4 separate regions of the Mus musculus genome follow, and regions 1, 2 and 3 are each linked to region 4. Evidence: chromatin loops called from intact Hi-C (ENCODE). Cell type or tissue: heart. All regions are shown on one strand. Links, peaks and the distances in the headings refer to the core of each region. The heading gives the core; the rest is flanking DNA.

Region 1 (5,362 bases), core at 107-5,106, 83 kb after region 4:
TTGATCTTGAACTTCTCATCTTCCTGGTACCATCTCCTGACTGTTGGGATCACAGGGGTGTATGGCTATACCTGGTTTGTGTGGTGCTGGGGATAGAAACCAGTATTCTCTGTATGCTAAGGAAACATGCCACCGACTGAGCTACACCATCAACCCAGCTGCCTGGGCTTTTAATTTTAGCCTGGTGCTAATTGTACCTGTGAGGTCTTTCTGAATTTCCGTCCAATACTCCATAAGTTACAAGAGATACTCAGTGCTCTTTTATAGAATAGACTTGTATTAGATGATATCACACAGCTGTAGGAAAATGTAGGTATTCTGGGTGCATTTCAAGAACGCAGGAGAAGGCCTGGGGATGTAGCTCAGCAGTGGGGTGCTGGCCCCGTGTCACTATCAATAAAACCATGATGCTAACCACAAGGGGGTTAGGAGATAGCTTTTATGGAGTCAACTATGAGTGAACACAGCCTAAGAGCTCATATTTGGCTTACCCCAAATTCCACGTTCCAACATGGTAACTGTTTGGTGAAGTTTTTTATAGTAACAGAATAAAAAAAGTCTGAAGTCTTTTTACAGATCTTGGTGGGAACATTAGATAAGAGGGTTCAAATCACATCGAGAGATGTCTGCTATAGATCTCAGACACTCTCAGACATTCTCAGCCTTGGGAACTAAGTGTCTTTTTTGTACACTTCAAAGGCTTTACCTAGTGGTCACAAAGATGTTCACACATACAGAGTAAGACAATAGATGGCTATTGAGCATCTAAAGACTGGAGCATCTAGGGCTGGAGAGATGGATCAGCAGTAAAGAGCATTGACTGCTCTTAACCTGAGTTCAATTCCCAGCGACCAGACCACATGGTGGCTCACAACCATCTGTAATGGGATCTGATGCCCTTTTCTGGTGTGTCTGAAGACATCGACAGTGTACTCATATACATAAAATAAATAAATAAATCTGAGAGCGGGGTGCTAAAGATGGCTCAAGATAATTTGGCTCTGGACGTGTCACATTCCAAACTCTCCACAACGAATGAGGTTCTTATCTGTTAATCCTCCTTGTGGAAGGCTCAGTAGAAGATGCTGTTCTTCCCAGAAACATTCTTCCACATTAGCATGCCTAAGGCTCTTGCTTCAATTGATAACATCATATAAGAGAAAGAAAGCGGCCAGGCAGAGCTGAGCCGTGATGTGTTGTGGGAAATAATAGAAAAGAAGCAGCACCAATCTGAGCTACACCCTGTTACTCTCTGCCCCGTGGTCTCGCTGCCTCTGGGCCAGCCCCTGGCGGACGGCGGTCTTCCCAGCTCCGGTTCACATGCCTCTTTGCTGCTTGTTCCTTCTCAGCCCTCCGCCCCGTGTCTAGTTGTCACAAATCCCTTTAACCCAGTAAATCAAAACTCTAGAAGCTTATAATTAATCAGTCAGATTTATATATCAATAAATTCTCAATTCACGAGATACACACACAATAATTTCAGAGTCAATTGATAATAATACAAGCTGCCCACCTAGGTTAGGCAAGTTATCCCAATTATTCTCTCCTTTTATGATATTTAAAGCCACACAAAATCTAGTTCATCTTCCTCTTGCTCCATCTTCCTTCCTTCTCTCTCTGTCCTCTCCCTTCTCCAAAAGTCTCCTCCCTACTGCCTTTTCCACTCTAATCACAGGCTCTCACCTTATCTTATGCCTTCCCTCACCTACATATAGACATCAATCCATAATGTGGACCAGTACTTACACTGAAAGCTTTTCATAATGGTGCATCCAGAGAGCAAGCTGCCCCACTGGGGTAATTATCCTGTTTCTAAGCAACCAGGCAGGTCATGATGCAGCTTCCCACTGTTCCTTAGAGATCTCCTTCAGATCCCAGGCTGAGGACAGCTGGGGTCCCATAGAACTTGAGATGCAGTAAGTGAGGCTCCTGCCTAGGAGCCCCACTTCATTGTAGAGGTTGTCCTAGAGAGCTTGGCTTGGGTCTCTGTTCACCTCCTTGCTTGGATCCCCCGTGGAATGGAAGTCCTGTACCGTCAGGGGACATAATTAAATTGTCTACAAGGAGAGGGGGCAATTAATGGGGAGGGGTGGAAAAGGAGAGCAGGGAGGCAGAGCTGGGGGGGGGGCGGTGGAATATGCTCCACATTCAATATGAATATTCTCGTTTTCTTTCTGTTGTTGGGCTAAAACACTCTGCCCAAATGCATCGTTGGAGAGGAAAGGTTTTGATTGGTTTAGAGGTCCGGGCCACAGCCTATCACTGAAAGAACTCAAGCAGGAACTTGAAGGTAGGTTTGCTCTGTGGTCCTCCCAGCATCGCCTCTCACCGACTCACATCACACCTAAGAAGTACAGCAGAGCTATGGAGAGCCTCTTACTCGCTGGCGCTTTTGCTGGCTTACACTCGTTTGGCTTTCTTGTTAATTCAGGACCATGCATATAAAGGATGACACCACACACAGTATGCTGGATCCTCCTGCATCAATAAACAATCAAGACAATCCCTGCCCTCATCCCCCGGTTGTGCCCACAGGCCTATCTGATCTGATCGATCCCTCAACGAAGACATCTTTCTTAGATGTGTCCAAGTGACAGTGGATGCTAACTAAGACATATATGCACATGGAAGAAAAATTAAACCAATAAGACAAAACTTCCTGTAGGTCTGGCACAGTGATGTACGCCTGCATCCCAACACTTGGGAGGCCAAAACAGGACGGCCTCAATTTTCAGGCTAGCCTAATCTACACCATGAGCTCTGAGCCAGCCAAAGCTACAGAGTAAGCAGCTGTCTCAGAAAGCCAAAAGAGCAACAACAAAAGAGAAAATAATTCCCTGTGGCAGATGATTCTTAACAACTTTCTTCTGCAGAGGACAGGATTGGGCCAGGAGGTCTCATGATAAAGAATAGTTCTGAGAGACCCTGGGCCATCTCAGACGGTGACTGGGAGCCCTCCAGGAGTCCAGGCTGCGTCGACTGCCAGGCTGAGAAAGGCTGCCATAGATGGATGGGTGGCCCTCTGTATACACAGACTGTAATTTCCAGATTCAACCCCTGAAGATCTTGTTCTGCATGTTCAGTCTGCACTACACCTAGGTGTCTACACTGAGCATGTGCCAAGTCTTCCATGGTTCCCTAAATAATGAAGTCAGAGACCTATGCACATAGCAATGTTCATTGGTGTTGGAAGTAGCTGAGAGATGATTTAAAGTACACAGGAGGGGCTGCGTAAGCTCTATGTAAACTTCATGCTGTTTTATATAAAGAGCTTTAGTATGTACAGAAAGAACCCCCTCTTCCCACCAGGGATACAAAGGCCGACTGCACAGAGCCAAGCTTAGCCTAGTTCATCTCTGGACTATAGTTTTTCCCCCTAAGAGGACCACTTAGGCAGTGGTCTGGTCAGACCAGAGTAGCTTTATTACCCCCAGGAGGTGACTCTGTCTCTCATCACATGCATGTGGGTGGAGTAGAGTCACACTGTGGTTGGGCTAATTACTGCATCACGCCTAGTATTCCCAGCATGGACACTCGCCCAGGGCCATCCATGTGTGTCCTGAGCACTGTTCCTCGTTCATTTCCTAGTGGATTTCATCTGACCTTCATCCTCAGGAACCCCACAGGGCAAGACAACCTTGCCCTTTCTCCAGAGTTGGAGGTAGCCCCATTTCTCTTAAGGCTACAGACTCTGTGTCATCAGCATCCTGGAGTCTGTCCCCCAACTACCCAGCCTGACAAGTTGGCAGGAAGCTTTGCTGCTGCTCAGAAGGTGGAAATATACGTTAATCTCCCAGTTGCCATGACAACTGTCAAAACAGTAATGACAGGATGCGGTCTGAGGCAGGGCATGCCCCAGCCTGGCTTCTTTCCAATTGATGTGCTTGTGGCAGGGTCCTCAGAGGGTGGATTTGAGAAAGCTATTGCTGTTATTTGCACAAGTGTCTTCCCATGTGTTGAAGGCTCATGGGTTAAAGGCATGTTTGACAGGGTAGTAGAAATTTCCCCATGGTAGAACCTTTAAGAGGAGAGCCAAGTGGGAAGTCTCCAGGCCCACTGGGGGTATATATACCCTCAAAAGGGATTGAGGTGCCCCGTCTCTCACTTCCTCATTGCTTCCAGGCCTTGAGGTGAGCAGCTTTTCTGTATATTGCGTGTCTATCATGTGACCCGATGCCTACCTCAGGCCTAAGCAGTGGTGTCTATTGATCCTGGAACAGAATATCCAAAGATGTGCACACAAATGCACCTTTATTTCTCAGGTGTTTTGTTATGGGGATGACAGACTGACTGATGTCACGATGGGAGTGGAGAGGGTCTCTTGGCCACAACAGCCCCTGCTGTGGAGTGGAGACAGTCACACCTGGAGTCTATTTTTTCCCCAGTAAATGGGGGAAAATGCTGCTGTGTGGCAGGTCGCTATGTGAGAGACAGAGCTGATGTTATCAGGGCTTGTAATACATCATCTGTGAAAGGCAGCCTGGGCTTAATGAGAAATCTCCACAGCCTGTGAAGAAGAAACTGAGACATTGCCCCAGAGGATGGAGTCAGCCTTGGAAATGACTTGACTGGGGCTTTCCAACAGCACCCATCTATACTTTATCGCTCTGGATCTACCTGTAAAGCGCGCCCTCTCTAAGCCAACTGAATCTGGATTTCCCCCTTAGGTTCTCTCAGTATGTGCACGTACGGAGGACCAAGGGGATGTCAGCAGTCACCTCCCATCAGTCATTCATCTTATTCTTTGAGACAGGTTTCTCAATCAAGCCCAGTGTTCACTGATACGGCTAGTCTTACTAGCCAGCTTATTCTGGGGTCTCCTGTCTCCTCGTTCTGGGGTCAGAATTTCAGGTGGGCCACCATGTCCACTCGACATTTATGAGAGTTCTGGGGGGTGGGGGTGTCTAAACCTTGATATTCATACTTGAGCAGCAGGCACGTTAACAACTGAGCCATCTCCTCAGCCTCTCTCATTTATTTCTTTTGAAAAGGAAATATTTTAAATTTTACGTGTGTGTGTGTGTGTGTATGCATGTATGTTTGCATGTGTGTGTGCATACGCCTGCAGCAGCCAGAACAGCTTTGCATTCCCTGGAGTTTTCATTACAGGAGATTGTGAACCATCCCATATAGATGCTGGGAACCAACTTTGGGTCCTCTGGAAGAGCAACAAATGCCTTAACTGCCAAGCGCCCCCCAACCCCCTGCTCCACCCCCCACCCCCACCCCGCCTCTCGGAGTCTTACTTTGTTGCCCTAGTGTCTTAGTTAGGGTTTTACTGCTGTGAACAAACACCATGACCAAGGCAACTCTTTTTTTTTTTTTTTTTTGAGACAGGGTTTCTCTGTATAGCTCTGGCTGT
Region 2 (5,362 bases), core at 196-5,195, 63 kb after region 4:
CTAGCTCTGTCAGGGACTCCTGTTAGAGGCTTCAGGATGCCTGCAATCTACAAGTGCCTTCCAGAAGCCATTCAGAAAAAATACGCAACCCGGGCTCTCACGGGCAGTGTGTGAGAGTTTAAACCAAATTACAAGCCCCCTGCAAGAAATAAAGAAAGTACGGCTGCTGTCCAGGCCTGGGTCAGCAGCAACAGATGTGCCATGATGTGGCATCCCAGGTGAGCACAAAAGGGACTCAGGAAAGAGCACAGCTGGAAAGCAAGGTCCCAAGAGCAAAACAGCCACACCTGGCTCTTCCCCCAAATCCCCTTCCTTGGTATCTGTTCTGGGGAAGGCCCAGCAGCTCACCCCTAGAAAGACAAGGGAAACTCATATCTCCTAACAAATTGCCACTTCTTTCTATGTTTCTTCCGGTCACCCCTTGACAGACCAGGTTAACCTGTACCTCCTACAAGATTGCCACCTCTTTCTGCATGTCCTCCAGACAAGAGAATTGCACCGTGGTCCAGCAAACCTCTCCCCGACACGTGCATAAGACCTTGCCTGACCAGCCTAGCTCTGGGCCACACCCCAAGTCACCCAGGGACAGCCACGTCTTCAACTGAGATTGCAGAGATGGGTTGCTCATACTGCAGCTGCCAAGAGTGGGATGGCTCTTAGCCAAGAGAACCAAAAGGACCCTCCCCCTCAGCCTGGGTAAACCCCATGGGTACCTCTCACCAGTACCTTTCACCATCTAGTGGACCTTCTGGGACCGGCACCATTGGAGAGATGTAAACTGGGTAGTGGTGGCCCACACCTGTAATCCCAGCACTCAGGAGGCTGATACAGGAGGTCAGAGAGCAACCTGGGCTCCATCTGAAGGAGGGAGGGAGGGAAGAAGGGAGGAAGAAAGGGAGGGGATCTGCCCCCTGTTGGCTAATTCTAGCAGCAGGGTTTTTTTCCCCCCAAGACCACCTTGGCATGACCACCAAGCTCATGCTATGGCTCTCTGGGTGCCTAGGGAACAGAGAGCCTGAGGGAGATCTTTTCCAAACTCGAGGGAACAGTTTGCTTTAAACAACAACAATGAGGAAATTCCAAATCCTCTTCTGGTATAGTGAAGATGTTCTGGAGGGCTCAAACCCAGGGTCCCTGGCTCTAAGCTCACCCTAAACATAATCGAATCAAAGGAAACTGTCCCCCTCCTCAGCCTTCCTAGCCCTCCCAGGGCAGGCTCCCTCTAGAAACACCTCAAATGGCTAAAGAAAACCATTGATCTTTGAGATGCATTATTGATCATGCTGTCCATTAGCACCCATTCCCATAGCCCTGGCCCACCACACACCATGCCTGGGGTGGGAAAGGCCTCCTTGGACACTGTCCATAAAAGACAGCCTAGAGAAGCAACTGTCCACAAGTGGATGATGTCACCAGACACACTGCCCTGGCCCCAGACCCCCTGGATTCCTGAGGCAGCACGGTCCACACCAGGCACCTCATCCCTCAGTCCAGGGCAGGCAGCCACCTGCCAAGACTCCAACCACTGGGGAGGAGTCTCTGTAAGGCACACAATGACAGCCAGAAGTCATTGGAGTCTATAGACAGAGGGACTTCGCAGCTCCATTTCAAAGGACAGACTTAAACAAGCCCATCACAGGAAGGCAGCCTCTGACTCTTGCCCTGGCTCCAGGTCGCACATCCATCGTGCAAGAACGGCAATGCCACAACTGGTATAGGCAACGTGTGTCTGTTTCTTTGGTTTACTTGCTGTGTGGACCAGCCAGACCTAACTGAGTCTTATGGTCAGGAAAGACAAGCTTTGCCCACACCAACATCCCTGCTCACTATTCTATCCATTCCGCTTCTCAACAGATGATCGCTCTGACGTGATGCACACAGACAGCAACGGTCAAAATGACAATCAGGCCATTATAGTCGCTACCGGGATCTACCCCCACCTCTGCCCAAGACTGCCTGCTTCTGGGACACTGTAAACATTCCCAAATAACCCTGCCTGCCTGGGCAGACAAGAGACAAGTCAGACGCCAGGGGCACATATGAAGTGACAGACCGCTGGTGTCACTTCACCCTCCTGGGAAGGAAACTTCCGTTTGGTAGCGCCTGGTAGACCCACAGCTGGGTCAGATGGCTGGCTACAGGCCCCCAGTCCAGTGAGAGGTTGGGCCACCCACGGGCCTGGGCTGTGCTCCACACAGTGAGGGTTTTCAAAACAAAAGCAGGACAAGTTCATGTGGCAAATGACCCAGTATGTAGGGGCAGGCCTTCACCACATGCTTCATTGAAAGCCAAAACTCCACATTCACCCACAGAGAGACTAAACAGAAAACATATAGAGGGCAGCTACGTGCTCAGCGCTGTTTTGTTTTTTGGCTGATTTTTTTCCCCAAGCCATAACTGGCTGAGCCCCAACAGAACCAGCCCCCTGCAAATCATCGGGCGCCAGCAACAGGTGCAGCTCGAGCTAAAGCTGGTGGTGGTTCCGGGCGGTTCTAGAATAACGCAGCCCGAATCTTCCAGGAAGCCACCGCCTTGCAGTGCCCACTGCCCGGCGGTGGCAACCTCACCGCGGCCGCACCTGTCTGAGTGCACCGCGCCACATCCGGTGCACCCGAGCCAAGGCCTGGGAGACCGAAATAGAAGCTGGTTAGGCCGGGGCTGGGAGCCCGGCTACGGGCACCGGGCCTGACCTGGGAGGCACCGATCAAGGAGTCAGCACCCGGGGGTCCCAGCGTGCAGGGCCTGGCTGGTCAAGTCGCATCCGCTGCCTGTCCCGTGTCCCTGCTCCAGCCACCTGCCTGCCAGGGCCTGGCGGGAGCTAGGGAAGGGACGCCGGAGAGAGATCCGGGCTGGGGTGGAACTGCAGAGAGGGTCTGGAAAACGCGGTGGAAATGTAGAGGGGGGTGAGGAATCCGGATGGGACTCAGAGGGGACCCAAAGGATCCTGATGCGAACGCAGAGGGAGTCCGGGGGCATCCAGGTGGGAATGCAGACTAGGTCCTAGCGGTGTGGGAGAACCTGGGGAAGAAGCTCGGAGAGGGATCCTGGGAGCCCCGAGGGGGTCGCAGGAGAGGCTCCAACAGGGTTCCTAGGTTTACCGCGGGGGCTCGCCGCGCTCCGCGCACCTGCCCAACCCCGCGCGCGCTCCTCCCGCGCCGGCCCAGTCGCTTACCTGGAGCGCGCGTCCGACCCGCGGAGGCTCTCGGCGGGGGCTGGCCAGGCCAGCTCCGCGCCAAGAATGGCGGCGGCGTTGGTGGCAGCGACGACAGAGGCGAACGGCGCCAGGAGCTTGAGTCGGGGAGGCCGGGAGACGCGCGGAGATGCTGCGGCGCGAGAGGGAGCGGAGGCCGGCGTGGGGAAGGAGGGCGCGGGGCTAGCGTGCAGGCCCCACCCCCTCTCCCTCCCTTCCCGCCTCCTCCCCTCCCCCTCCCGTCTCTTCCCTCCCTTCGCCCCTCCCCCTTCCTCCTAGTCCCTCCTCTCACCCCAACCTCTCTCCCTTCTTCCTTGCCCTCCCGCGCCCCGCCCCTGTCTTCACCTACCCCAGTCTTTTTCTCCTGCTCCCCTCTTGTTTCCTTTCTCCCTCCCTTCCTTTCCTTCCCCATTTACCTTCCACCACCTCTTCCTCTTTTCATCCAACTCCCTCGTCCTCTTCCCCCGTGTCCCCCCCCCCCCGTCCCCCATCCCCCAAAGCCCCATGGTCCAGACCCCAGGGGCTCTTTCCTACCCAAGTCTGGTCTCTTGAAAACAGAGGAGATTACCAGCAAAAGGAGCCTTTTGATCCTTTCAGCCTCCTAATGATCCAGCCTGCTCGTCCAGGTCCCCAAAGTCTCCTGTGCCCCATGCTCTGGGGTCACCAGCGTTGACCCCAGAGATGCTGGGCTCTTACCTTTATGATCTAGGATAGACCCTTTGGGGTTCTCAATGCAAGGTGTGGGTGGTTCTTCCCATGGACCAAGGCTTCCTGTATGCAGCTCCCGATGAGATACATTTCTAACTAATTCTGGGCCTTCCGAAGTTGGTTGGTACAAAGGGTAGACATAGCCAGGTCCTTAACATGCTTTCTGAGGTTGGTGCTCCAGAACCTATGATTAAAAAAAAACCCAGACAGTGGTGCTTTGTTGTAATCCCAGTGTTGAGGCAGAGACTATTGGTGGAACCCTGGATGGAGTTCACTGGCCAGCCAGCCTGCCTTACTTAATCCGAAGTCAGACTCAGATTTCAGTAAGGGACCCTGTCTCCTAAAACTAAGTGGACAACACCTGGGTTGACCTCATGGCATATTGCATGGGTACACACACACAGACACACACACACACTGCAGCCACAGGGCATGTCCTTTTCTGCCCTTGAAGGGAGAAGTGACCCTCAGTTCACACAGTAACTGGCCAGGTGGGAAGTGCTGCCCAGAGACACAGTCCCTCCCTAAAAGGAAACCCAGTTCCTTAATGAACCTGCCGGAAGAACCAAGAAATAGATCAAGACCAGTCTCTAGGCAGACTGGTGGCTTCCTGAATTCCAGAAGGCCCTTAGGGGCTTCCAGCAGGGATGAGGCTGTTGGGAAGGCAGGCAGCTGACAGCAGTTAAACTGAGCAAGCCCTTCCTAAAGGATAGAAGGTCCTAGAAAGAACCAGGAAGCTTCTTCAGGTTAGGTGTGCCAGTCAGTGCTGGCTCAGAGAGCACAATAGGCCTACTAGAGGTCAAAACAGTAGAACCAACCAGAGGAGGGTCGGTTGTCTTTGCTCTAGGGCTGTGTTTCTCAACCTGTGGGTCAAGAACCCTTTGAGGGTGGGAATTCGAAGGTCTTGTTCACAGGGGTCACCTAAGACCATTGGAGAACACAGATATTTACATTATAATTCATAACAGTAGCAAAATTACAGTTACAAAGTAGCAACAAAACTAATTTTATGGTTGGGGAGCCATCACAACAGGAGGAACACTATCACAGGGTCACAGCATCAGGAAGGTTGCCGACCAGTGCTCTAGGGGGGCTCATAACCTGCATTGAATCTAGAACCTGACAAAACTCAGCTGGGGGCTTGCTTCCAAGTTGACCTTGGGCCTCAGTTCTCTTTTTTTGTTGTTGTTGGTGGTGGTGGTTTTTGTTTGTTTTTTTGAGACAGAGTTCCTCTGTGTATCCCTGCCAGTCCTGGAACTCACTCTGTAGACCAGGCTGGCCTCGAACTCAGAAATCCGCCTGCCTCTGCCTCCACAGTGCTGGGATTAAAGGCGTGCGCCACCACTCCTGGCATGGGCCTCAGTTCTCTAATGAGTTCCATGAGAGAAACAGGTGAGAGACCTTGACCTATTCCACTCTCTGATCCAAGCACTGACAGGTAGATCTACCCTGAAGAAAATTCCC
Region 3 (5,362 bases), core at 126-5,125, 47 kb after region 4:
CACTGTATCCACCATGTATACATTAGCCACTCAACACTGTCTCAGTTATCAGCCTGACTGCCTGAGCATCACAAGCCCTGAGTTCCAGTAACCCCAATTCTATTTAGCAATGACTCTACAGCATTGGAGAGTGGGCTGTAGGAATTTGGGTCTCCAAAGAGAAGCACCGGGAAGTGCTGCTTTTAAGAGAAAGGGTGTGTATTTTCAACCTAAAGGAAGAAATAAGATATGCTAAGACTGCTCAGCTCTACTGTACAGTTATATTTTTCAAGACAGAGAGAATGTGTGTGGGGGGAGATTTGTGAACAAGTGTTAACACACATGTATTAGAGCCCTTTTCAGTGAGAGAGTCATCCTAAGTAGCCTAGGCAGGCACTGAAATTGCAATCCTCCCATCCATCCTCCATCTATCCTCCCACTTCATCCTCCCATCCATCTTCCCTTTTCATCTTCCCATCTCATCCTCCCATCCATCCATCCTCCATCCATCCTCCCATCCATCCTCCATCCATCCTCCCATCCATCCTCCCATCCATCCTCCCATCCATCCATCCTCCCATCTCACACATCCTAGTCATTAGTACTGCAGGTGTGCAGCACAGACAGGCTTGTTGTTAAACTCTTACTGTACCCGATTCACACTTAAAATCTATTGTAGGTGCATATCCACTACAAACAAACAGCTGCTGGGTATACAGCTCAATACATCAGTGAATCTTCAGCCATACCAGCTGCTGTAAGTGGAGACAACGGCACTGTACCTTGAGCTGTTGCTGACCATGACCATGCAGAGACTACAGGCCCAGCTTTCAGTTACAAACGACAGACCTAAGAGCCAACAAGGGGGCTTAAGGTTTGTTGCACATGCATGAGGTCTGGAGATCCGATCCCCAGAGTTCATGTAAATGCTGGATGGGCATTGCAGCCCACTTGTAATTCTAATTCTTGTAAATCTGTGTCTTCAGAAGACACAGGTGAAGAGTCCCAGACACTCTGAGTTTGCCTGAAACGCCCTGCTTCAACAAGGAAGGTGGAAGAGAATTCTAGAATGATTCTTGAAGCAACCTCAGGCCTCTATATCCACATATAACATCCACATACATAAAACCACATATACACATGCATATACACATATAACACACACACAAAACACATATATACATGCATAGACAATACACACACACACACACAGAGCCACATCCTCTTACTCAGGTCCTTCCTGGCTACCACCCAGAAAAGAGGCAAAAATAAATAAACAAAACAAACAAATAAAATGGGGCTTCACATCCACATCCATAGAATACTCAGGCTTCCACAGGGACCAATGGCTCCAGCCACATTGGTGTCACATGGGCACCAGGTTCTGTACACAAGTGTCTATCCCCTCGTCCCTGCCACACTGTGCCTCACTCGTTTCCAAGAAACCTTACTCCAAGGATGTCCAGATGAAACCACAGCTTCTAGACACCTGGTGTCAATAGGATAAACTCAGCCCGCAGCATCAGTGCTCGGGCAGGGTCAGCCCTGAGGAATCTCCGCTTCTACTGCAGTTCTGAGGGTGGGTTAAGAAATCACTCGCATTTTCATCCAAGTAAGAGCATCTGCAAGATGACACAGGACACAAAAGCATAAACAGATCTGCTCCTCCCCACTCCTGGTCGCCAGCCATCTTTCTCTGCATACAGCAATGCAAGAGTCTGGCAAATGAGCCCCATTTCAAGCTGCTCTTCTTTCTTCAAGATCCGATGCGCTGAAGCTGTCCGTGGAAACCAAGGAGCTTCAGGAACCATGTGTGGCCTTCTCAAATGGCTACACTTTTGTACCTTCAAAAGTGGACAATTCCCAGAGCATCCTAAATTCAGGGCAAAGGTTCAGGCATGTGTGTGATCAAGCCATGGCCCTCAGGCCTCTCCTGACCCTTGAAGAACAGGAAATGGTCGAGATGGGATTGTCTCCAACTGCCACATACTTGTGGGTAAATCTTCCTTCAGTGAGAAGCCAAGCCAGAGTTAAAGCTGGCGATTCTGGTTTCAAGTCAGAGGTGGTATCCCGCCTTTGTAAGTACCAGTCAGTAATTCCAAGAACATCGGCTCTTGCTTTAGGACCTGAGGGTAGGACACTATGAACGGGGAATGGTTGTGTCACACTAACACCCCCACTGTCACTGAGGAAACCTATTGAGTCAAGATCCCCAGTGATCTTGCTAGCTTCTCAGAACCTTCAGGCAGAAGACAGTTTAGCCACAAACCTCAGCTAACCCCAAGCTACCCAGAAAGACCTGGCTTCCTAAGAAACAGCTAAGTTAAGGTTTGACAGGAAGCCCCAGAGACCAGGAAACAGGGTGTCTAGGGTTTACTGCTGTGAACAGACACCATAACCAAGGCAATTCTTAAAAGGACAGCATTTAATTGGGGCTGACTTACAGGTTCAGAGGTTCAGTTCATTATCATCAAGGCGGGAGCATAGCAGCAACCAGGCAGGCACGATGCAGGAGATGCTGAGAGTTCTACATCTTCATCTGAAGGCTGCTAGCACAATACTGGCTTCCAGGCAGCTAGGATGAGGGTCTTAAAGCCCACACCCACAGTGACACACTTACTTCAACAAGGCCACACCTTCTAATAGAGCCACTCCCTGGGCCGAGCATTTACAAACCATCACACAGAAAACCCTGAGGCCTGCACCCTAAGGCGCCTATGGGTTAGGACAGGCCTTCTAGACCCCAGAGTTCTGTGGCATTGTCTGTGAACCTGACTCGGAAAGGATGCAGAACACAGACTGACTGTAGTCTATGAGCAAAAGCCTGATGCTGAGAGCCACCTGTTCACAGCCCTGGTGAAGAGCCCCAACCCTCTCTACTCTGATAACACTGAGTCCTCCCTGCCAGTCCCCAAGACCAGCTCCTCCCACTCACTGGCTCATTCATTATTATCTAATTACTCTTCCCCCAGCTCAGGCCCAATGGAAAAGGAGGCGGAAGAACCCCTCCTCCGTCAGTCCTGGCACCCTCCCTGCACCTCCCTGTGCTCAGCCTGCTCTCCTGGCAGCTCCTCTCCGAGCTTCTGCAGATGCCAGCACACCAGGCCCTCTGTGTTTCAAAGGGATTATTTATGGTTGGATGAACCATCCAGTATAAAGGTCAGATAAGAGCACGCCAGGGAGCAAGAGGATAACTTCAGCAGCTCACAACAGGAGGAAAGACTGCAACTTACATCAACATTTGCCCTCAGCAAAAGGAAACAGAATAGCCGAGCTCAGTCAGTGGCTCTCTGCTCAATGCCCCCGGTGTGTGTAGCCCTGGCGCCGCTGGTCAGGAAAACGAAGCCCAGTCTGGAGAAGGACAAAAGGATTCCCTTAAAGCAGCAGCAAAGGAGTCACTCATTACCGGAGGCAGTTATTGTCCCCTAAATGTAACACTGGGTGCTGTCCCAGTGAAGTGAACGGTCAGGCAAAGTGTGAGGCTCAGCCTACAAGAGCCCCAGTGGGTGACCCCACCAAGTAGCCAGCCAGCAACCTTCATCCATGCCTTGCTGGCCTGGTGACTTATGGGTATGAACATGGAGCTCTGCCTGCGCCTGGGACAGGCTTCCCGAGCAGGCCAACTCCCTGTTCTTGTCCTCTTGGCCCTACATGACCTAGGCAGGCCATCTACCTGTACCTTAAAGCCTGCCCAGGCCACCATGACTCTGGATCCCTTTGGAGCAGAACGTGACTATGTAGGGAAGTCCCCATGAGCAGAGAGGACAGTCCCCTGGGAGAGGAAATGGCTGGAAATTATCTGGGAACATCCACAGCATCTGGCTGTGACAGCCAGTGTGACTGGGGACGAGACAGCCGAACAGCTGACTCCTGGAGAAACACAGATGACACAATCTGTGACATCATGCTGAATGCCCCTGCATCCTCTATCACTCCAGATAGGCTAGCATTGCCAGAGAACAGCAAGGGTGGATTTTTAGCTCTGAGCCAAGAACAGACTTCTAGAAAATGAGTTTAGCGAGCCTCCTAATGAACAGAGTCTGCTAAATGTAGGGAAGAGTCCAGAGTCCAGAGTGCAGCTTTCCATACATGTGCATGCATATACATATGTGCACATGTGCAAACAGGTGCTCACAGGCATGCACATTTGCATGTACATGCACACACTGGTCTACAAGCATGCACACACGTGTACACACATGGAGGCAGGTATCCACATGCATACACACTGACCGATGCCCAAGCATGTATACTCGTGCTCACAAACAAGCAGGCACAGGAATACCCACCCTACCACAGAAGCCACTTTAGGAGGCTCTACCATTCCCAGGAGACACCCCATATCATGGGGACAGCAAACCTCGCTCAGCAATGCCTGAGGAGCAAAATGCACCCAAGAAAAGCAGTCAGGGAAACAGCAGATTGGACAGACACCCACCAAGAGCCAGCAGATGTGGGGTGCGTGCAACACGCCCTCTGAAGGCTGGGGTGCTGCTGCCCGGCATGACACAGAACCTACGCATCTATAGGAGAGTAGTGAGCAGAAAGAAGGAGCTGCAGAAACCACTACAGCATGAGCAGGAACCTGGGGACATGTGTGTGCGCGTGCGTGCATCAATCAGGAGCAGACACATGTCTGAAAATGGTAGCAAAGTGGGGAAAGTGTCAGAAAAGCAAGCTGTTAATGGCAAGGACCCAGATCAAGGAGGAAGCTCTTAGCTTTCTTTCTCCCTTTTCTAAAACAATAAAAACACCATAAAAATAAAGGAGACGTGACTCAGTGCCTCTAGCTTCCTGTTCACACTGGATCCCACGAGGACTCTGCAGAGACCCCATCAGCGGAGAGAAAAGCTGACCTCAGTTTTTATTTATTTATTTTTTTAATTTTGTTTCCACAGCTTCACACTCTGGCAAGAGGAGCTGCAGTTTCCATTTTCCTGCAGATAAAACTCCACTGGAAAGAATCCCAGGGTGGGTCGACTACCTACCAGGACTTGCGCTAGGCCCTGTTCCCACTTCCCAGGCTACCCACCTGAAGTCCAGCCCCAAAAGGCCCACGATCATGAGTGAGTATAACCTTACGAAAGGCCTCTGTGAAAGATCTCAAAGTGGGTGGGTCTCAAGGCCAGACAAGCATCCTTATTATATACAAAAGAAGAGACACAGAAGAGGTGGCCATGTGACAAGGCAGAGACGGCAGTGATTTAGTCAGCCTGCGTTATCTGAAGCCGTGTGACGATGGCAGACAGGACAGTTCGCTGCTCTGCTCGAACCTTACCCTCGCCTGCAGAACTACAATGGCAATGACCGATCACGTGACCCTTGAGTTGGCATGTTCTGCCACAGTGGTCACGGGAGACTCTTAAAGGAAAGGGATCGCTGC
Region 4 (5,362 bases), core at 174-5,173:
GCGGTTAAGAGCACTGACTGCTCTTCCGAAGGTCCTGAGTTCAAATCCCAGCAACCACATGGTGGCTCACAACCATCCCTAATGAGATCTGGCGCCCTCCTCTGGTGTGTCTGAAGACAGTACTTACATGTAATAAATAAATAGATTATTTAAAAAAAAAAAAAAAGAAAAGAAAACATTCCTTATCTCTATTGGTAGAATGTTTGCTTCACATGCGCAAAGCCCCAAAGTTCTATCCCCAGCCCTTCATAAACCTAGAATGTCAATGCACCACCAGGTGAAGGCAGAAGAAAGAGGAGTTCGGGGCTAGCCTTAGCTATGTAGTCTGAGGTCAGTCTGGGCTACAGAAGACCCTGACTGAAATAAAATTTAAAGATACAAAACAGATTCCAAAATTAATAGGTGGTAGCACAGGCCTTTAACCATAGGTCAGAGGGAGCTCTGTGAGTTCATTGCTAGTTTAGTCTATATGTAGTCCCAGGCCATAATCGCAACACTGGGGGGGGTGGGGTGGGGTGGGGGAGGCAGGCTCCAGTCTACACAGTGAGTCCCAGTCCTACCGTGGTTCCACAGTGAGGTCCTGGCTCAGGATTTAATTAATTATTTTGTTAATTAACAAAAATTGATTAACAACAAGCTAATTAATTAAGCCCTGGAAAAGAAGTGGGGTGGGGCCGAGCAAGATACCAAGAAAGAGAGTCCAGAACCAGGGGCTAACAGACCAGAAGGGCTTTGCCCAACACCAGACCCAACATGGTGCCCTGAACCTGTGAGCTGATGGACACGCAAGCCGCTAATTAGGATGCCCCACCACAGCACGGAAGGACAGGAGGTGGTTCATAGACACCACAAGGAGTGAGACCCATCTGGCTGAGAAACATGAAAGGACATGCCGGGCAGGGTGCAGAAGGGCTGCCCCTAAAGTTCACGAGCATCAGGACAGGATTTTAGAAACCTAACGTCTTCCTTCTCAGAGCTGTGAGAGTGTCACAAGACACATGTATCCCCGAGACCCAGGATGAAACCCTACTACTCCCTCAGCTCCTTAGTCAACCACGTGGACGGGAGGACAAGGAAGGCACTGGCCACTAAAGCACACTCACCTACCTGCAGCCCCACTCTCTGGCTGGGTCCATGGCTAGTAAGGACACCCAATCTGCAAACTTGTCTTGGATGCACCTCCTTCCTCATCCAACTGCCCCTCCCCACGCTCAGTAGCTCTCCCCTCCCCTCAAATCTCCTGCCACCCAGCCTGGCCTCCTCCTGCTTCTGTGACTTCCTGCCTCCTTCTAGGTAACAGATCCTGAGCTCTCACTGGTGGGCAGAACGCCCAGTTCAACACCTTTGTAACTTACCCTGCTTCTAGTTAAAGAAATCTAAGTGGAAAGCACTAGAAACAATTCCATGAAATAGGCTAACAACAATAATAAAAAAAAAAAAAAAAAAAAACACCAGCATTTGGACCCCTAAGCTCGCTCTTGATGCTGCTATCTGAAACTCAAGACTAGATGTCTGGAGGTCTAACAGCCATTCTGTGAACATAGAATAATAAGGGTTTTTTTTTTTTTTCTCATTCTATCAGCTGCAAAAAGGAAAGTCTCAGAGGCTGGGGCCTGATAACATGGCTAAGATGCTGCACCAACAGCTAAGAATGAATTACCAAACACTCAAAATGGAGCAATTAGAACCCCAGGGGAAGAGAGAATGGTCCTTAGTGGAAATATAATCAGAATGTGCTACCAGGGCCCACAGTGCAGCCTCAGTCACCAAAGGGGGTGGGGGGTGGGGAATACATTTATTAGGAGGGTGGGGGAGGGGTGGAGGTGCATGACAAGGGGCAGAGAGCAAGAGCCTCAGCTTGTGCCTGGAGTGAAAAAGTCAGGACACAAGACTAAAACAAATTTTAAGAGAAACATTTTTTTTTAAGTGGCTGAAATAACCAAAACTCTTCACCAGCCCAGGGTGGTCTGGCTGGGGCTGCCCTTGGATGTCAGCTGTATAAAACGCATTGGTAGGGGCTGGGGAGATGGCTCAGAGGTTAAGAGCAGTTGTTGCTCTTGTAGATTGAGAAAACCTGGCTTCCACTCACAGCACCCACACGGCAGCTCACAACCATCTGGGACTTCAGTTCCAGGGGAATCCAATGCCACCTTCTGGCCTTCAGTGGCAGCCAGCAAACTCCTCTGCCAGTCTTGACCAAAAGTAGGAACTGTGGGGTTTACTGGGGCCCTGGGCTGCCTTAACAGAAGCACAGAGCAAGTTCAGCCAGGCTGTGCTCACTACAGCTGCAGGCTCCTGCCCTGCAGACCCAACCCCACAATGCAGAGCACAGTTATTCCATGGGCAGACACTAGAGGGCAAAAGCCTTGCCAACACCCTGGTGCTCTTTAAAAGAAGCCCCTGGGAACAGGAGGAGGGGAGGGGAGGGAGCAGAGAAGTAGAGGAGGGGGAGGAGGGGAGGGGGGGAGCAGAGAAGTAGAGGAAGGGGAGGAAGGCGTTGGGCTTGACTTTTCTTCTTTTCTCTACACTACTCACTGTTTGGTGTAATTTAAAACTCACTTGAAACAATGTGCCTGCCACACCCACACAGACAGGCTGCCACAGTGCCTTCCAGGAACGGCTCCATCCAATGCCAAGTTCAGGACCTTGCTCTCGGTGTTTAAATTTAAACAAAGAGATACATCGCCCTTCCCCCAGGGAAAGCTGAGATCTCCCCTGCGACAACTGAGGCCCTCCAGAAGAAGGCCTGACATCCCATTACAGACAGGGTCATGAAGGCCCCATTACTACACTAAGAGGGCTGATCACCTACTCTAAACCCAGGAGAAAGAACTGCAGCCCCCTCTGCAGTCTGCCTGGGCTGTCAGAGGGCAACTCTCTGCCTCCAGCAAACCCTGGAAATCTCAGCAGGGGCTGCAACTGGAGACAGGACCGACCCCAGCCAGGGCATGGTCACCTTGCTCTGGCCTGAGAATGCTAATGGCCTTGAGGGTACTGTGTGTGTGTATGAGTGGACACACACACATTGTGCACATGAACTTGTGTACATCTGTGTCAGCATGTCAACCAGCGACATGTGTTGCTGGTTGACATGTGTTTACCTGTGCTCATACCCATGCCCATGTGTGTGCACAGATGCCATGTCTGTTATGTATATGTACATGGGCACACATGCAAGTGCCAAGTTAAATGTTATCTCTGTGTATAACATGCATATGACATGTAACATGACATCTAACAATGTAAGTGCATGCATACACATGTGCACACATACCTATGTATCTGCAGATGTGTGTAAACATGCATGACTACATGTTTGTGAGTACATCTGCAGATATGCACTTAGGTATGCACCTCTCTCTCTCTCTCTCTCTCTCTCTCTCTCTCTCTGTGTGTGTGTGTATACACGTACTGTGTCTTAGACTTACGGTTCCTCACTGGGATCTAATAACGGGAATAGATCACAAAGAGGGTACCATTAGGTGCTCCTGTGGGGACAAGATAGACTTTCAGGCACCCTCCTGAGCACCACAGCAAACACAACCTGGGGATCTTGAGTGGTTGTGGTACGGCAGATTGTTCCCTGGACTCCACACCCCTGAAGACACAGGCCACAGGAGCCTGCTCTGTCTATTCCTAGCTGCTCGTTTGCTCAGACAGGAGGTGAAACTCTGGTGGCTATGGTTCCAGAAAACAGTGCAGCCACACCTTCCCTCCCAGCCGGGTGTGGCCTTCCAACCTCACCCTGCCAGCCACTAGCCAGGTATCCCACCTCTACGATGCTGGCCCAGGTAATACTGTCACCAGCCTGACTGCTGAATTCCAGAGGACCTGTCCCTGGAGAGTCCCAGGAGGGGTCCAGGAGCTCCGGAGTGGCTGCCTGACACAAAGCTGTTGTCCCAGCTCTGGTGTTCCCAGGCCTCAGAGTATCCCCAGAGCCAAGATTTCCAGTTGGCAGGGACGTGCCCTACTGTAGTTACATTGGCAAAGCCCAGCTAGCTAGCAGGAGCAGCTGGACATCTCCATCTAGGTCAGCATTCAATCTCAAGCTACCTCATAGGGGCAGGCAAGCCTCAGATGGCCTTAGCTCAGTCAGCTCATGCCCTAAACCTGAGCATTGGGTAGGTGTCACGCTGGGTGGCCAGGTACGGAGAGTGACCGCCATGGTGCCAATGGAACAGTAACGGAAACAGGGTGTGCGCTAAGGAGGCAGGGAGAGCCAGACATGAAGCAGGGTTCCGTGGAGGACCAGTGGCCGGCCAGCTGCAGAGACCTGGGCAAAGGCATGTCATTGTTATGATGCTGCTTAAATCCTGACAACACCATTTCTTTGTATAGGTTGGCGACCTGTGAGTCATTCTCTCCTCCTCCAGCCCCACAGGCCCCCAACTAGTTCTTACTCTCCTCCAGGACCCTGGGTATTAGTCCTGGATCCCGCGGACCGCGCAGACCTGTACTGAGAGCGGCTGGCCAGGGATAAGATGGCAGCCCTCTGGCCCTGGGTAAGAAACCTTCAGCTGCTACCGTGAGAACTACTAGGACACTCTAAATTTCTGTGTGGAGTCCTGAGCCCCGGAATGATGGTGAAAGGAGGTGGGTGGGGCCTCTTCAAGGTCACGAGGTCAGGAAGGCTCTTGAGGATGCTCCACAGAACAGTCTCCCTTTCCCTTCTCACCAGATGGGACACAATAAAGCACCACGAGCAGCCAAGAGGGGCCTTCCCCAGACACGGAACCTGCATGGCTCAGCCCTAAGCTTCGACCTGCAGAACAGAGGCAGCTGCCTCTAACCAGAGAGCCAATTAATATCGAAACCCAGCCCAGGAAGCCAGCACTGTATACACCAGGAGACAGCTTACCCAGGGGGTCACTGGCAGTGGTGCTTTAGTGCCCAAGAGAATAAGGAAATTTCCGCTACAGAAGCTACAGCGCACCTCATTTGAATTCTTAATGTTCCTTTATTATAAAATGTTTCCTAGCTGCACAATAGGCTCTGTGGGTGGTGCCTAACTCCTCTAAAGAAATTTAAAATCAAACACCACATAATATCCCAAGTCTCTAACAGTCAGTGCCATGCTGGTGCTGTTGGAGGACAAAGGAGTCTGGGGGGAAGGCACGATAGAAATAAGCCAGAGACACTCCCTGGCTCCCTGGTGGTTTTGGGACTCAGCTCTATGAACTGTGAGAACAAGGACTCTCCACAGTGTTTGCCACTGACTCCCTCACGAGAGCAGGCCAGCAGGTGCACCCAGTCAGCAACCAGGGTGGGTGGGCCTGGGCCTTCTTGTACCTGTCACATCCCTCCACAGTACTGGACGGAAGGTATAGAGCATGGGAGCTATGGCCCACACCATAGAGAGCAA

The links. Hi-C counts contacts between places; a loop is a spot of excess contacts. Peaks named below come from ENCODE experiments on the same cell type or tissue, not always from the same donor. Only the 100,000 strongest peaks of a DNase experiment are listed, where the experiment ranks them.
Region 1: it touches region 4 in a loop (2.1-fold over the local background); 3 of 42 quality-filtered maps call a loop at or near these places.
Region 2: a loop joins it to region 4, with 2.0 times the contacts of the local background. A loop is called at or near these places in 12 of 42 quality-filtered maps.
Region 3: it touches region 4 in a loop (2.1-fold over the local background); 9 of 42 quality-filtered maps call a loop at or near these places.

What each region holds. Positions count from the first base shown.
Region 1 is chr13:51,810,300-51,815,661 of GRCm38, forward strand. No RefSeq gene overlaps it. Among named protein-coding and RNA genes, the nearest start is that of Sema4d, 19 kb to the left of the region's middle. In heart, for the core only: no CTCF peak of the experiment used is centred there; no DNase peak of the experiment used is centred there; H3K27ac peaks cover 962 bases.
Region 2 is chr13:51,790,325-51,795,686 of GRCm38, forward strand. Sema4d (sema domain, immunoglobulin domain (Ig), transmembrane domain (TM) and short cytoplasmic domain, (semaphorin) 4D) reads right to left here and starts at 3,354. Exons shown (of 16, transcript NM_013660.5): 1 at 3,173-3,354. In heart, for the core only: no CTCF peak of the experiment used is centred there; DNase peaks (open chromatin) are centred at 1,997, 2,647 and 3,337; H3K4me3 peaks cover 2,734 bases; H3K27ac peaks cover 2,319 bases; H3K27me3 peaks cover 1,802 bases.
Region 3 is chr13:51,774,269-51,779,630 of GRCm38, forward strand. The region is part of intron 1 of Sema4d (sema domain, immunoglobulin domain (Ig), transmembrane domain (TM) and short cytoplasmic domain, (semaphorin) 4D); the gene reads right to left. Among named protein-coding and RNA genes, the nearest start is that of Sema4d, 17 kb to the right of the region's middle. In heart, for the core only: no CTCF peak of the experiment used is centred there; DNase peaks (open chromatin) are centred at 3,013, 3,733 and 4,893; H3K27ac peaks cover 2,287 bases.
Region 4 is chr13:51,727,669-51,733,030 of GRCm38, forward strand. All of the region lies in intron 2 of Sema4d (sema domain, immunoglobulin domain (Ig), transmembrane domain (TM) and short cytoplasmic domain, (semaphorin) 4D), which reads right to left. Among named protein-coding and RNA genes, the nearest start is that of Sema4d, 63 kb to the right of the region's middle. In heart, for the core only: a CTCF peak has its summit at 2,340 (motif pointing right); no DNase peak of the experiment used is centred there; H3K27ac peaks cover 973 bases.